Regions from separate parts of the Homo sapiens genome. Here regions 1 and 2 are each linked to region 3. A link is a contact called in ENCODE Hi-C or POLR2A ChIA-PET data. All regions are on one chromosome and are shown on one strand. The core of a region is the stretch at or near the end of the contact, and the rest is flanking DNA. Distances in the headings are between cores, read along the strand shown.

What was found. Hi-C counts contacts between places; a loop is a spot of excess contacts on that map. ChIA-PET counts read pairs that join two places held with the same protein, here RNA polymerase II (POLR2A). Pooled maps may share reads with other maps.
Region 1: a pooled map shows a loop between it and region 3 (3-fold over the local background). The contact joins the promoter of IFNGR2 here to the promoter of DNAJC28 in region 3. A Hi-C loop is called at or near these places in 2 of 37 single-sample maps with no recorded cell type and 10 of 50 pooled maps. POLR2A ChIA-PET finds 5 or more read pairs at or near these places in 14 of 52 experiments (B cell, Caco-2, HCT116 and 9 more).
Region 2: a loop to region 3 is called in a pooled map, with 8 times the contacts of the local background. The contact joins the enhancer-like site here to the promoter of DNAJC28 in region 3. A Hi-C loop is called at or near these places in 1 of 37 single-sample maps with no recorded cell type and 12 of 50 pooled maps. POLR2A ChIA-PET finds 5 or more read pairs at or near these places in 10 of 52 experiments (B cell, CD4-positive, alpha-beta T cell, CD4-positive, alpha-beta memory T cell and 6 more).

Annotation. Positions count from the first base shown.
Region 1 is chr21:33,400,797-33,404,662 of GRCh38, forward strand. IFNGR2 (interferon gamma receptor 2) reads left to right here and starts at 2,617. Exons shown (of 7, transcript NM_005534.4): 1 at 2,617-2,820. The coding sequence starts at 2,748. RefSeq lists cis regulatory regions at 1,162-2,349, 1,734-2,349, 2,332, 2,342, 2,619 and 2 more, promoters at 1,565-2,721, 1,565-2,203, 1,575-2,742, 2,337-2,741 and silencers at 2,296-2,835, 2,846-2,925, 2,946-2,995, 3,136-3,185.
Region 2 is chr21:33,381,086-33,385,056 of GRCh38, forward strand. No RefSeq gene overlaps it. Among named protein-coding and RNA genes, the nearest start is that of IFNGR2, 20 kb to the right of the region's middle. RefSeq lists enhancers at 1-156, 1,921-2,280, 2,098-2,392. Within about 2 kb of position 2,131, at least 37 of the 41 ENCODE cell types and tissues checked have a DNase peak (open chromatin) inside an H3K27ac peak, as active enhancers do; they include B cell, CD4-positive, alpha-beta T cell, CD8-positive, alpha-beta T cell and 1 more, where a contact is called at or near this core.
Region 3 is chr21:33,489,008-33,493,162 of GRCh38, forward strand. DNAJC28 (DnaJ heat shock protein family (Hsp40) member C28) reads right to left here and starts at 2,709. Exons shown (of 2, transcript NM_001040192.3): 1 at 2,595-2,709; 2 at 1-417. The coding sequence starts at 386.

The DNA of each region.
Region 1 (3,866 bases), core at 1,367-3,866, 88 kb before region 3:
GGCTAATTTTTGTATTTTTAGTAGAGACGAGTTTCACCATGTTGGCCAGGCTGGTCTTGAACTCCTGATCTCAGGTGATCCACCTGGCTCAGCCTCCCAAAGCGCTGGGATTAGAGGCGTGAGCCACCGCACCCAGCCATCAAAGATGTAACCTTGAAACAAACTGCAGAAGCCTTTTCCCTTAGCCTTAAAATGGACTCCATGTCCCTCCCTTCTTCACCGTATAAACTCCCTTCACATTTATCTAACTGTATGCCCGTGTCTAGTTACGTGCCTTCTTAGAGGTTCCAGACGCTAATCTTGAGACAGACAGACCAAGCCTGGAGATTCTTCTGCAAAATTCCACATGTGACCTCAAGGCGTCTAATTAAGAATCCAGCCATTGTTGAGATGATGCCAGACCACAGGCTTCCTGTGGACTAGGACCCAAGACAGCCACCGGAACAAGACAAACAGACAGTGTACTTAGCATAATCCTTGCCTGACTTCCACATCGTTTTCCCGTTTTAAACCCTTGCCTTGGCCGGGCGCGGTGGCTCACGCCTGTAATCCCAGCACTTTGGGAGGCCGAGGCAGGCAGATCACGAGGTCAGGAGATCGAGACCAACCTGGCTAACACGGTGAAAACCCATCTCTACAAAAAACACAAAAAATTAGCCGGGTGTGGTGGCGTGCGCCTGCAGTCCCAGCTACTCGGGAGGCTGAGGCAGGAGAATGGTGTGAACCCAGAAGGCGGAGCTTGCAGTGAGCGGAGATCACACCACTGCACTCCAGCCTGGGTGACGGAGACTCTGTCTCAAATAAATAAATAAATAAATAAATAAATAAATAAATAAATAAATAAAATAAATAACCCTTGCCTTTCCCACTCCCCATACCCCACAATTCAACGTGATTGCTTTGGGGATAGGAATCCAACCACTTCCCCTTGCTAGCTTTGGAAATAAAGTCACTTTCTTTCCACCACATCTTGCTCTTGTTAGACTCTGCAAGCAGCCAGCGACTGAACCAGCATTCGGTTACATCCCCTGAGGCGGATGACACTTGTGTGATCCTGTAACCGATTTCTTGTTAGAATGTTGGCATCTTTCACCCAGTCGTTTTCTTGTAATTTTATTTATTTGTTTGAAAACAGAATCCTTCTTGCAATCCTGTCATTTTCAGTGCCTTTTTTTTTTTTTTTTTTTTTTTTTTTTTTTTTTTTTTTTGAGACGGAGTCTCGGTCTGTCACCCAGGCCGGGGTGCAGTGGCGCAATCTCCGCTCACTACAACCTCCGCCTCCCGGGTTCAAGTGATTCTCCTGTCTTAGCCCTCCAAGTAGCTGGGATTACAGGCGCCGGCCACCACGCCTGACTAATTTTTGTATTTTTAGTAGAGACGGGTTTCAGCCATATTGGCCAGGCTGGTCTCCAACTCCTGGCCTCATGTGATCCGCCCACCTCGGCCTCCTAAAGTGCTGAGATTACAGGCGTGAGCCACCGCGCCTGGCATCAGTGCATACTTTTTGAAGTGATTCCAAGTTATCGCCCGCTTTTTTCGTGTAACATATAAATACATCTCTGTATCTAGAAATATCCAATGCATAATTCAATTGTCTGCGAGGTATTTCATCACGTATTTTCACGAGCGTGGCCAATTTCAAAATAGTTCTACAAAGAGGAAATGCAAGAATGTGGGAAGAGCAAAAGAAAAGCTCTATGTTGCAAAACCCATTTTTGCTAACGTGTCCAGTGGGCTCCCGGGACGACCTGTTTTTAAATTCTTGGTCTCCCTGCACCGCGTCCCTCCTTTGCTGCGCTAGCTTTATGACGCATCTTGGAAGAACAGGGCAGATTTAAAACCCTCTCCCAACAGGCGTCAAACGACATGGTGCAGGCTCGGGCTGGGGAGCGGGCCTGCGGCTGCCCAGCTGCTAAAGGACTTCCTACTCGTGCACCGCCGCCGGCTCCAGGGCAAACCCCACGCCATTTAGAAATGCTGGAAGTTTCTGTCTCTCCCTCCCCCTGCTCGGAGGCCATTCCCCCCACCCCCAGAGCCCCACCTCCTCCTTCACTGGGCCCTTTCTAACTCCTTCCCCTTAAAACCCTTTTCAAAATGGGGTTGACTGGAGGCGGAGGTTGCAGTGAGCCGAGATCGCCCCACTGCACTCCAGCCTGGTGACTCCGTCTCAAAAAAAAGGGGAGGGGGGCGGGGGAGAGTTGAAAGCTTAATATGTACTTTGGGGGCTATTAAAGCAAACATTTCGACTAAAGGGGCGAATCCTCGAATTGTGCGATCAAGCACCCGAGAGGAGAGTTGGGGGGGGTCAGGAGGGGTGGGGGCTCCAGGGAAAGCCCGGGGGTCTGGGCCGGGGTCTCGCGGGGCCCTTCCGGAAGGATCGCGGCCCCCGAAGGTGGGCGTCCCGCGGGGCTCCAGTCTCCAGGACGTTCCGGGAGGCTCCGCGCTCTGGGAGGCCGGCTGCGTGGGGTCCCCGCGCTGCAGCCGCAGAGGCCCCCCAGGGCCGCGGTTCCCGGAGCGGGAAAGTCCCGCGCGGGGGCGGTGGCCTCGGGGGCGGGACGGGGCGGGGGCGGGGGCGCGGGCGGCCGAGCCGAATCCCCTCCACCGGGACGCCCCGCTGCTGCTCGGGAAGAGGCGGGCCCTGCGCGCCCTGCGCTCGCCATGGCGGTTTGGGCGGCGACGTGAGCGGCTCCGCGGACCCCGAGCGGGGCCCCGGCCGCGACCTGAGCCGCCGCCGAGCGCCCGGGGCCATGCGACCGACGCTGCTGTGGTCGCTGCTGCTGCTGCTCGGAGTCTTCGCCGCCGCCGCCGCGGCCCCGCCAGGTGAGCCGGGCCTGGGCCTCCGCGGCGGGACGCGGGCGCAGCCGCAGCATGTGGGGGCTGGGGGACTCCCGGATCGTGGGGTGGGGGGAATCTGCCGGGTGCTCAGAGTGGGTGGGAATCTGCGGGGTGCTCCTGGTGGGTGGGATATGCGGAGTGCTCAGATCAGGTGGGAACCTGCGGGTGCCCCAGGTGGGGGTCTTGCGGGGTGCCCAGGGCTAGAGGGGCCCGCTGGGAGCCCGCAGCGGGGCTGGGATGGGCGGCCAGGAGTTCCAGACAGGAGCTGGGCAGCAGCAGGAAGACGGGGGGCACCCCTCCTGGCGTCCTGGCCGCCGGGACACCCCTCTCCGGGAGAGGACACTCGGTGCCCCTCCGTGAAGCCGGTAACCTCGGCTGCGCCACCTCCCCCACCCGCGCGCCCGCGCCGGGAAAGCCAGCGTGGCCCCAGTCTCCGAATTTCTCGGAATGAACAACAGCAAATTGAATCCAGGGCTCCGGCGGGGGCCGCCTTTGCTGGCCACTGGTTCTGCAGCCTGGCGAGACTGCGCTTAGTCCCCGCCTGGAGTGCCTCCCGAAGGCCTGGCTGGAAGCTAGACTCAGTCCCTTTGTAGTAGCAGCGGTGGAGCAGGGACCAGCGTCTTGGACGGGTGACCCAGACTCAATTCCGACTTTGGCCGAGGGCATGTTTGACACTGGGTGTGAAATCTAGACAGTTCCCGCGGTCATAGAGATGGGGCAGCAGCATTCAGGCAGGGCTCAGAACTGTCCGGGTCCCATCAGTGTTGGGGCGGAAGAGGAAGAGTGTCAACTGAGCCAGGCATTTATTTATTTTATTGTTGTTTGAGACAGGGTGTCGCTCTGTCGCCCAGGCTGGAGTGCAGTGGGCAGCATCTCAGCTACTGCAGCCTCCGCCTCCCGTGCTCAAGCGATCCTCCCACGTCAGCCTCCCAAGAAGGTGGTATTATTGGCCACGCCTGGCCAATTTTTGTATTTTTTGTAGAGAGGAGGTCTCACTGTGTTGCCCAGGCTGTTCTTGTACTCCTGAGCTC
Region 2 (3,971 bases), core at 881-3,380, 110 kb before region 3:
GTACTTTCTGTCTCTATGAATGCACCCATTTTGGAAATTTTACATAAAGAGGATCATACAATACATGACCTTTATGACTGGCTTTTTTCACTCAGCATCACATTTTTGAGGTTGGTCCATGTCGAAGCGTGTATCAGTGCTTCTTTTCTTTATTGCCAAATAATTTCCACCATTTGGATACATCGTATGCTATGTATCTAGTTATAAGTTGATGGACATTTGGCTTGTTGACACTTTTGGGGGCGATTATGAGCAGTGTTTTAGGGGCCCACTTTCTTTTTCTTTTGTCTTTTTTTTTAACATGGTCTCACTCTGTCGCCCAGGCTGGAGTGCAGTGGCACAATCACAGCTCACTGCAGCCTCACCCTCCTGGGCTCAAGCAATCCTCCCACTTTAGCCTCCTGAGTAGCTGGGACTACAGGCATGAGCCACCACATCCAGCTAATTTTTTTTTCTTTTTTTTTTTTGTAAAGATGGGGGTTTCCACATTGCCCAGGCTGGTCTCAAACTCCTGGGCTCAAGTGATCCACTGCCCTCGACCTCCCAAACTGCTGGGTGCTGGGATTACAGGCGTGAGCCACCACTCCCAGTCTAGGGGCCCACTTTCGAATCACAAGCAGCCACTTTCTGGAAGGCACCTCATCACGCATTGGCAGGGCTATGTCCCTCACAGGTTGCCCCAGATGACGGTCTTCCCAAGTGACTTCTGCTCCAGGTCCACTGTTCAGGCTCCCCTTGGTCCTACCCCTCCAGACATCCAGCCTTGGGGGGATCCTGGGCCCCTACTGTTCTTTCCTATATCAGCCTCAGCCAAGCTCTCCTCACCCCTCAATCCATCAGATGTCCTCCAGTGACATTGAACTTCAAAGAAAGAGCAGAGGCCAGGTGTGGTGGCTCATGTCTGTAATCCCAGCACTTTGGGAGGCTGAGGTGAGTGGATCACCTGAGGTCAGGAGTTCAAGACCAGCCTGCCCAACATGGTGAAACTCTGTCTCTACTAAAAATACAAAAAAATTAGCCGAGCATGGTGGCGGGCACCTGTAATCCCAGCTACTCGGGAGGCTGAGGCAGGAGAATTGCTTGAACCTGGGAGGTGGAGGTTGCAGTGAGCCGAGATTGTGCTACTACACTCCTGCCTGGGCGGCAGAGACCCTGTCTCAAAAAAAAAAAAGAAAGAAAGAAAAGAAGAAAGGGAGGGAGGAAGGAAGGAAGGAAGGAAGGAAAAAGAAAAGTAAAGAACAGAAAAAGAAGAAAGGAAAAGAAAAGAAAGGAAAAGAAAAGAAGGGAAGAAGGAAAGAGCAGAGAGGCCCAGTCGCTCTTCTCAGAGTCTCCGTGGCATCTCGGTAGATTTGCTGATCCCTTTACATAACCCAAGTTGAGGCATGCCCTAATTTCACCCACAAATGCTACTAAGCCCAGGCCCTTATCCAGCCAAAACCATCCTGCCAAGCTCCCACCACCACCATCAGCATCATTTTCAGGTTGTTGGTCATCACTGGTTGTTGGTCATCACTGGTTGTTGGTCATCTATGTCACCTAACAGGCCACTCATGACGTTAGCCCTTGACTTCAAAAAGGACCTCAAAGAAAATTCCAGTTTTCACTCCAAAAGGAGAAATCAGGCCGAGCTGTGATGGCTCATGCCTGTATTCCCAGCACTATGGGAGGCTGAGGCAGGCGGATCGCTTGAGCCCAGGAGTTTGAGACCACCCTGGGCAAACCTATCTTTCCAAAAAAATACAAAAAGATTAGCTGGGCATGGTGGTGCGTGCCTGTAGTCTCAGCTAGTCAGGAGGCTGAGGTGGGAGGATCACTTAAGCCTGGAAGGTTGAGGCTGCAGTGAGCGGTGATGGTGCCACTGCACTCCAGCCTGGATAACAGAGCAAGATGCTGTCTCAAAAACTAGCAAACGAAACAAAAGGAGAAACTGCTGGCAGCCCCTAATCTAGTACTGTCCCGGCTCCACCCACCTTCAGATCCAGCCTCCTCCCCTGGCACACGGGAGCCCCCTCCTCTGACTGTGCTGAAAGTGAGGGAAGATCCCCTCTGGGGAGAGAGCTGTAGCCTTGACCTCTGCACACCTTACTTATCCAGAGCACGAGGCAGGGCCGCTGACTCATCCTGGTTTACCCTGGGCTTTCCCAGTTTCAGCACTGAAAGTCCCGCATCTGGAAAAGCCCCTGAGTCGCTGACAAACCAGACAGTCCGGACCATGCAAAGCACAGTGCATGGTGCTTTAGCCACAAAGTTGATTGAAAAGTCAGAGGCAGTGAGCCACAGGAAGCGCCACGTGACCCAGACTGCGAGGAGGACACAGGAAACCAACCCTCACTGTGTCCTGCTAGGGGGTTAACCCGTCTACAAGCATCAGGGTTGCCATTTCAGAGATCAGCAAACTGAACAGCAGTCGTGACTTGTCCTCGCCTGCAAGACAAGCGAGTAACAAATCCATGAAGGGAAGGACACGGAATTGAGCAAGGGGGCAGGGCCGGATGTCATTTTGGCGTTTTTTTTTCTTTCAGTGATTGAGGTAAAATTCACATAACATAAATTAACCATTTTAAAGTGTACGATTCAGAGGCATTTGGTACATTCACACTGTTGTGCAAGCACCACCTGTATCTCGTTCCAAAATATTTTCACTTCCCCAAAAGGAAACTGTGTCCCCATCAAGCAGCCACACCCTACTCCCTCACCCCCGCCCCCAGCCTCTGACAACCACCAATGTACCTTTTGTCTCTATGGATTTGCCTTTACTGAACAATTCATAGTAATGGAACCATACAATATGTAGTCCTTTGCGACTGGCTTTTTTTACTCAGCATCAATTTTTTTTTCTTTTTCTTCGAGACAGAGTCTTGCTCTGTCACCCCGGCTGGAGTGCAGTGGCATGATCTCGGCTCACTGCAACCTCCACCTCCTGGGCTCAAGCGATTCACATGCTTCAGCCTTCTGAGTAGCTGGGACTGCAGGTGTGCACCACCATGCATGGCTAAATTTTTTTTTTTTTTTTTTTTTTTTTTTTTTTTTTTTTTTTAGAGAGGGAGGTCTTACTACATTGCCCAGACTGGTCTCAAACTCCTGGCCTCAAGCAATCCTCCTTCCTCGGCTTCTCAAAGTGCTGGGATTACAGGCTTGAGCCATCACGCCCAGCCTATCATCCTAGTTTTGTTTTTTGGGTTTTTTGTTTGTTGGTTGGTTTGTTTGTTTGTTTTTGAGACCTAGTTTCACTCTTGTCACCCAGGCTGGAGTGCAATGGTGCAATCTTGGCTCACTGCAACCTCCGCCTCCTGGGTTCAAGTGATTCTCCTGCCTCAGCCTCTCAAGTAGTTGTGACTACAAGCATGCGCCACCACACCTGGCTAATTTTTGTATTTTTAGTAGAGACAGGGTTTCACCATATTGTCCAGCCTGATCTCAAACCCCTGATCTCAAGTGATCCTCCCACTTTGGCCTCCCAAAGTGCTGGGATTTCAAGTGTGAGCCACCGTGCCCGGCTGCCTCATCAATTCTCTATAAACAGTTATTAATGAGAAGTCAGTTGAGCTGTTTCTATGTATTTGTTTCCAGAAAGAAACAGGGTGCACCTAGACCACCCTGGACCTCAGTAAAAGGCTCTCTTCCCTTTAAATAACTGATCGAGAACTTCTAATTATTCTTCTATGAACCTTAGAATGTACCAAGAAAATCCATTCCACAGAGTCTTATTTCTGGGCATCCTGTGCATATGAGCTGAGAGGAATCTGTGATTTTTATGCAGCGCTGAATGTCATCAAAAGGCTTCGAGGAAGAGTTTCCTGAGTTTCCTTGATGTTCGCGGCGCTTACTGTTACTTTCACACTTAGCTAAGTAACCTTTGATACTGTGTGGTTATAACATAATAACCACAGGTCCTTTGTCTTCTCTGTCAAGAGTGAAGAATTCGAAGGACTTTAACCACTGGTAAAAGTGTCTTCTCACATAAACCGCAT
Region 3 (4,155 bases), core at 1,459-3,958:
TTATATTTGAATTTTTCTACATCTTCTTCTTCTTCACCTTTACTCTGACTGGCATTTGTTTGTTCTATCACATGGGAGAGCACCTTTCTATAAGCTTTTTCAATCCTTATAAATGTTGCAGAATCAGCAGTATTAGAGCCACTGTCAGGATGATATTGCTTGGCAAGCTTATGAAAAGATTCCCTGACTTCATCTGCAGAGCATCCTTCCTCCACGTTCAGCAGTCTATAATATTCTCTGATCTTCTTTTTGGATTTATGGGTTGACATCATTCTATTTCTAATGATACCAAAATATGGAAGCATTTTCACTCGATTAGGAATCACTGTAGCCTTTATCAGGTGAGATCTTAAGATCTGAGCCATCATCACATACATTGTATTCATTATTGTACCCAGAGTTCTTCCTAGCAATGACCTATAAAACGACAACAAATATAGGTTGAACAAAGTTGTATTATCAGTTAATTTCTTATTTTCAGCAATAAGGTAAAAGATACAGCATGAATTTATAAGTACAACAAGGGGCAGTTCTTTTGAATGCTGCTGTCAACTTTTTCCTTTTTTTTTTTTTTTTGAGACAGAGTCTCGCTCTGTCACCCAGGCTGGAGTGCAGTGGTGCCTCCACCTCCAGAGCCACGCCTAGCTAATTTTTTTGTATTTTTAGTAGAGAAGGGGTTTCACCATATCGCCCAGGCTGGTCTGGATATCCTGACATGGTTATCTGCCCGCCTCGGCCTCCCAAAGTGCTGGGATTACAGGTATGAGCCACTGCGCTCAGCCTTTTTTTTTTTTTTTTTTGTCTGAGACAGGGTCTTGCTCTGTTGCCCATGCTGGAGTGCAGTGGCACAATCGTGGCTCACTGCAGCATCAACCTCCTGGGCTGAAGTGATCCTCCCACCTCTGCCTCTCATGTTGCTAGGACTACAGGCGTGCACCACCACACCTGGCTAATTTCTGTATTTTTGTAGGGATGGGGTTTCGTCATGTTGCCCACCCTGGTCTCCAACTCCTGAGCTCAAACGATCTGCCAGTTTCTGCCTCCCAAAGTGCTGGGATTATAGGGGTGAGCCACTGTGCCCAGCCACATTCTTTTTTCTTTTCTTTTCTTTTCTTTTTTTTTTTTTTGAGACAGAGTCTCACCCAGGCTGGAGTGCAATGGCATGATCTCGGCTCACTGCAACCTCTGCCTCCCGGGTTCAAGCGATTCTCCTGCCTCAGCCTCCCAAGTAGCTGGGATTACAGGTGCACGACACCACTCCTGGCTAATTTTTGTATTTTTAGTAGAGACGGCGTTTCACCGTGTTAGCCAGGATGGTCTCGATCTCCTGACCCTGTGATCTGCCCGCCTCGACCTCCCAAAGTGCTGGGATTACAGGCGTGAGCCACCGCACCCAGCCCCACCAGCTGCATTCTTATAGCTATATTTCACTGATGTGGGCAGAAAAGTGGAAGCTGATGAAGTTTAGTGTTAACATATTGTGGGGCCAGGCACGGTGGCACACGCCTGTAATCCCAGTACTTTAGGAGGCCGAGGTGGGTGGATCACCTGAGGTCAGGAGTTCGAGATCAGCCTGGCTAACATGGCAAAACCCTGTCTCTACTAAAAATACAAAAATTAACTGGAGGTTGCAGTCCCAGCTACTCGGGAGGCTGAGGCAAGAGAATCGCTTGAACCCGGGAGGTGGAGGTTGCAGTGAACCGAGATCGTGCCACTGCACTCCAGCCTGGGCAACAGAGTGAGACTCTGTCTCAAAAAAATATAGATAGATAGAATCTGGATTCTACCCCTCACTAACTAACCGTATATTTTACAAGTGGAAAGTTCTTAGAGATCATCTAATCCAATCTTCTCATTTAATGAGAAAACGTAGGTCCGGAAGGTTAAGCAATTTAACCAAGTCCCATAACAAGGTGTAAGCAAAATGGTTAGGGGTGGGCACAGTAAAAAAGGAGGCTTGCTTAACTGTCTATACCTCCAGCCGATTATAAACTGCACGAGAGTCTGCATCATCTCAAGAAGTCTTCTCATAAGACGACTTATGGACAAGGTACGTACCTGGTCTGATACTGGATTGAATAGAATCAAGTGTCCAAAAGACTTTAAGCTCCACAGCTCGCTAGGAAGGAGCTATCTGCCAGAGGCCAGAAAAACCATGATGAATTGTGAGGCCTCCCAACACGTTTGCTGCTATTGCAATAACATGGTCTCGAAGAGGAGGAAGACTTGTACACTGACAATGGCCAAAAAATACTGGAAGTGGCTTAATTGGAATTGGGATATATAAACGCTAAAACGGAGCTCCTGAGACCCCCTATTTTCTAGGCAATCGGTGCCAACGGTCTGGGAGCCGGCTGCGAAGGTGGTTATCATGGCAAGGGAGGTCGGTCCTGCCCCGCCCCCTCCTCACCTGCGCAGACCTGGGGTAGGGGTTCCGCGGCTCCCGCCCCCCTGCCGCGCCTCTGCGCATGCGTGCGCGGTCCGCCCTTCACTGCGGGTGTCCCTCCCACCGCCTCCAGCTGGTGCCTCCGCCGGGCTAGACCATTTGCCACTTTACACTGAGGGGCTCGGGGGTACGGAAGGCAGAATCGTACCTGATTGGGACAGGTGACCTTACCAGGAAAACGGACAATCTTCCGCCAAACGAACTTTACCCCGGAGGACCCAGGCAGGGCACCTCGGGAGCCTTCGTCCCGACCGGGGACCACCAGCTCCACCTCCGTCCCCGCCCCGAGCGGAGGTGGTCCGGCCGATTGGGATTGTGGGAGATGTAGTTCGCTAGAAGGGGCGATGTGCGCCTGCGCCTCTCGGGAGGGACTTAGGGGGCGTCGAAAATGATGTAAAGACCGAGTTGGCGGCGTGGGGAGTTGTGGCTCGGAGGGCGAGGGTAACTTTCTGGGGGCAGGGGAAGGCAAGGCTGTTTCCCCGGAACGGGACCGGAACAGGTTTATTCGGGGTCACAGAAGGAGTCACCTGCGCAGATACATGAGGCTTAAAACCTGCCCTTTTATTAATTCAAGTACTGTTGAGGGGCTGGCGACAGGCCAGAGGACAAAATCAAAATAGGGATCTTCTGGCTTGGAGTTCAACCACTGACGTGGGGACTGAGCATTTCCCCTCTCTGTACAGGAAGCAAGTTTTTTAACAAGGAAAAAGAAAAAGGATAAAAAGAAAAAGGCAGAGGCTTGGGAGTTTTCAGATCTGGGTTGAAAATCCTGTTTCTTCTGCTTGCACCTTAGGCAAGATACCTGCAAAATGAGAGTTGCAATAAATAGTAAACTATAGTAAATAGTATGCCATTGTGCTAAGTGCTTTATGTATATTCTCATTTACTTTTTTTTTTTTTTTTTTGAGACAGAGTCTCGCTCTGTCGCCCAGGCTGGAGTGTGGTGGCGCGATCTCGGCTCGCTGCAACCTCCACCTCCCGGGTTTAAGCTATTCTCCTGCCTCAGCCTCCCGAGTAGCTGGAATTACAGGCGCGCACCACCATGCCCAGCTAATTTTTTTGTATTTTTAGTGGAGACCAGGTTTCACCATGTTGGCCAGGCTGGTCTCGAACCCCTGAGCTAAGGTGATCTGCCTGCCTCGGCCTTTCAAAGTGCTGGGATTACAGGCATTCATTTAATCTTTACAACAGCCCTCTGAGATAAATGCTGTTATTTTCCCTATTTTACATATAATGAAATAATAATTGTATCAACTTCATTGACTTTTTTAGGGGGAGAATTACACAATGTATGTAAACCACTTGGCACTGTGCCTCGCACATTAAGCAATATTTTTTGTTATGACTGTGTCTCCTAAAAGGAGCCAGAAATAGGTATTAGCCTCCTCAGCTTCTACATCATAAACATTAGAATCATTTATTGCCATCTATGTAGGAACACAGAAAAAGATACAGTATAAACTCTGATTCTGAGGGCTTTAGTTATAAGCAAACAATCAACAAAATAACTCATGTGAAAGAAAATAGGATTTCTGGCCGGGCGCGGTGCTCACGCCTGTAATCCCAGCACTTTGGGAGGCCGAGGCGGGCGGATCACGAGGTCAGGAGATCGAGACCATCCTGGCTAACACGGTGAAACCCCGTCTCTACTAAAAATACAAAAAATTAGCCAGGTGTGGTGGCGGGCGCCTGTAGTCCCACCTGCTCGG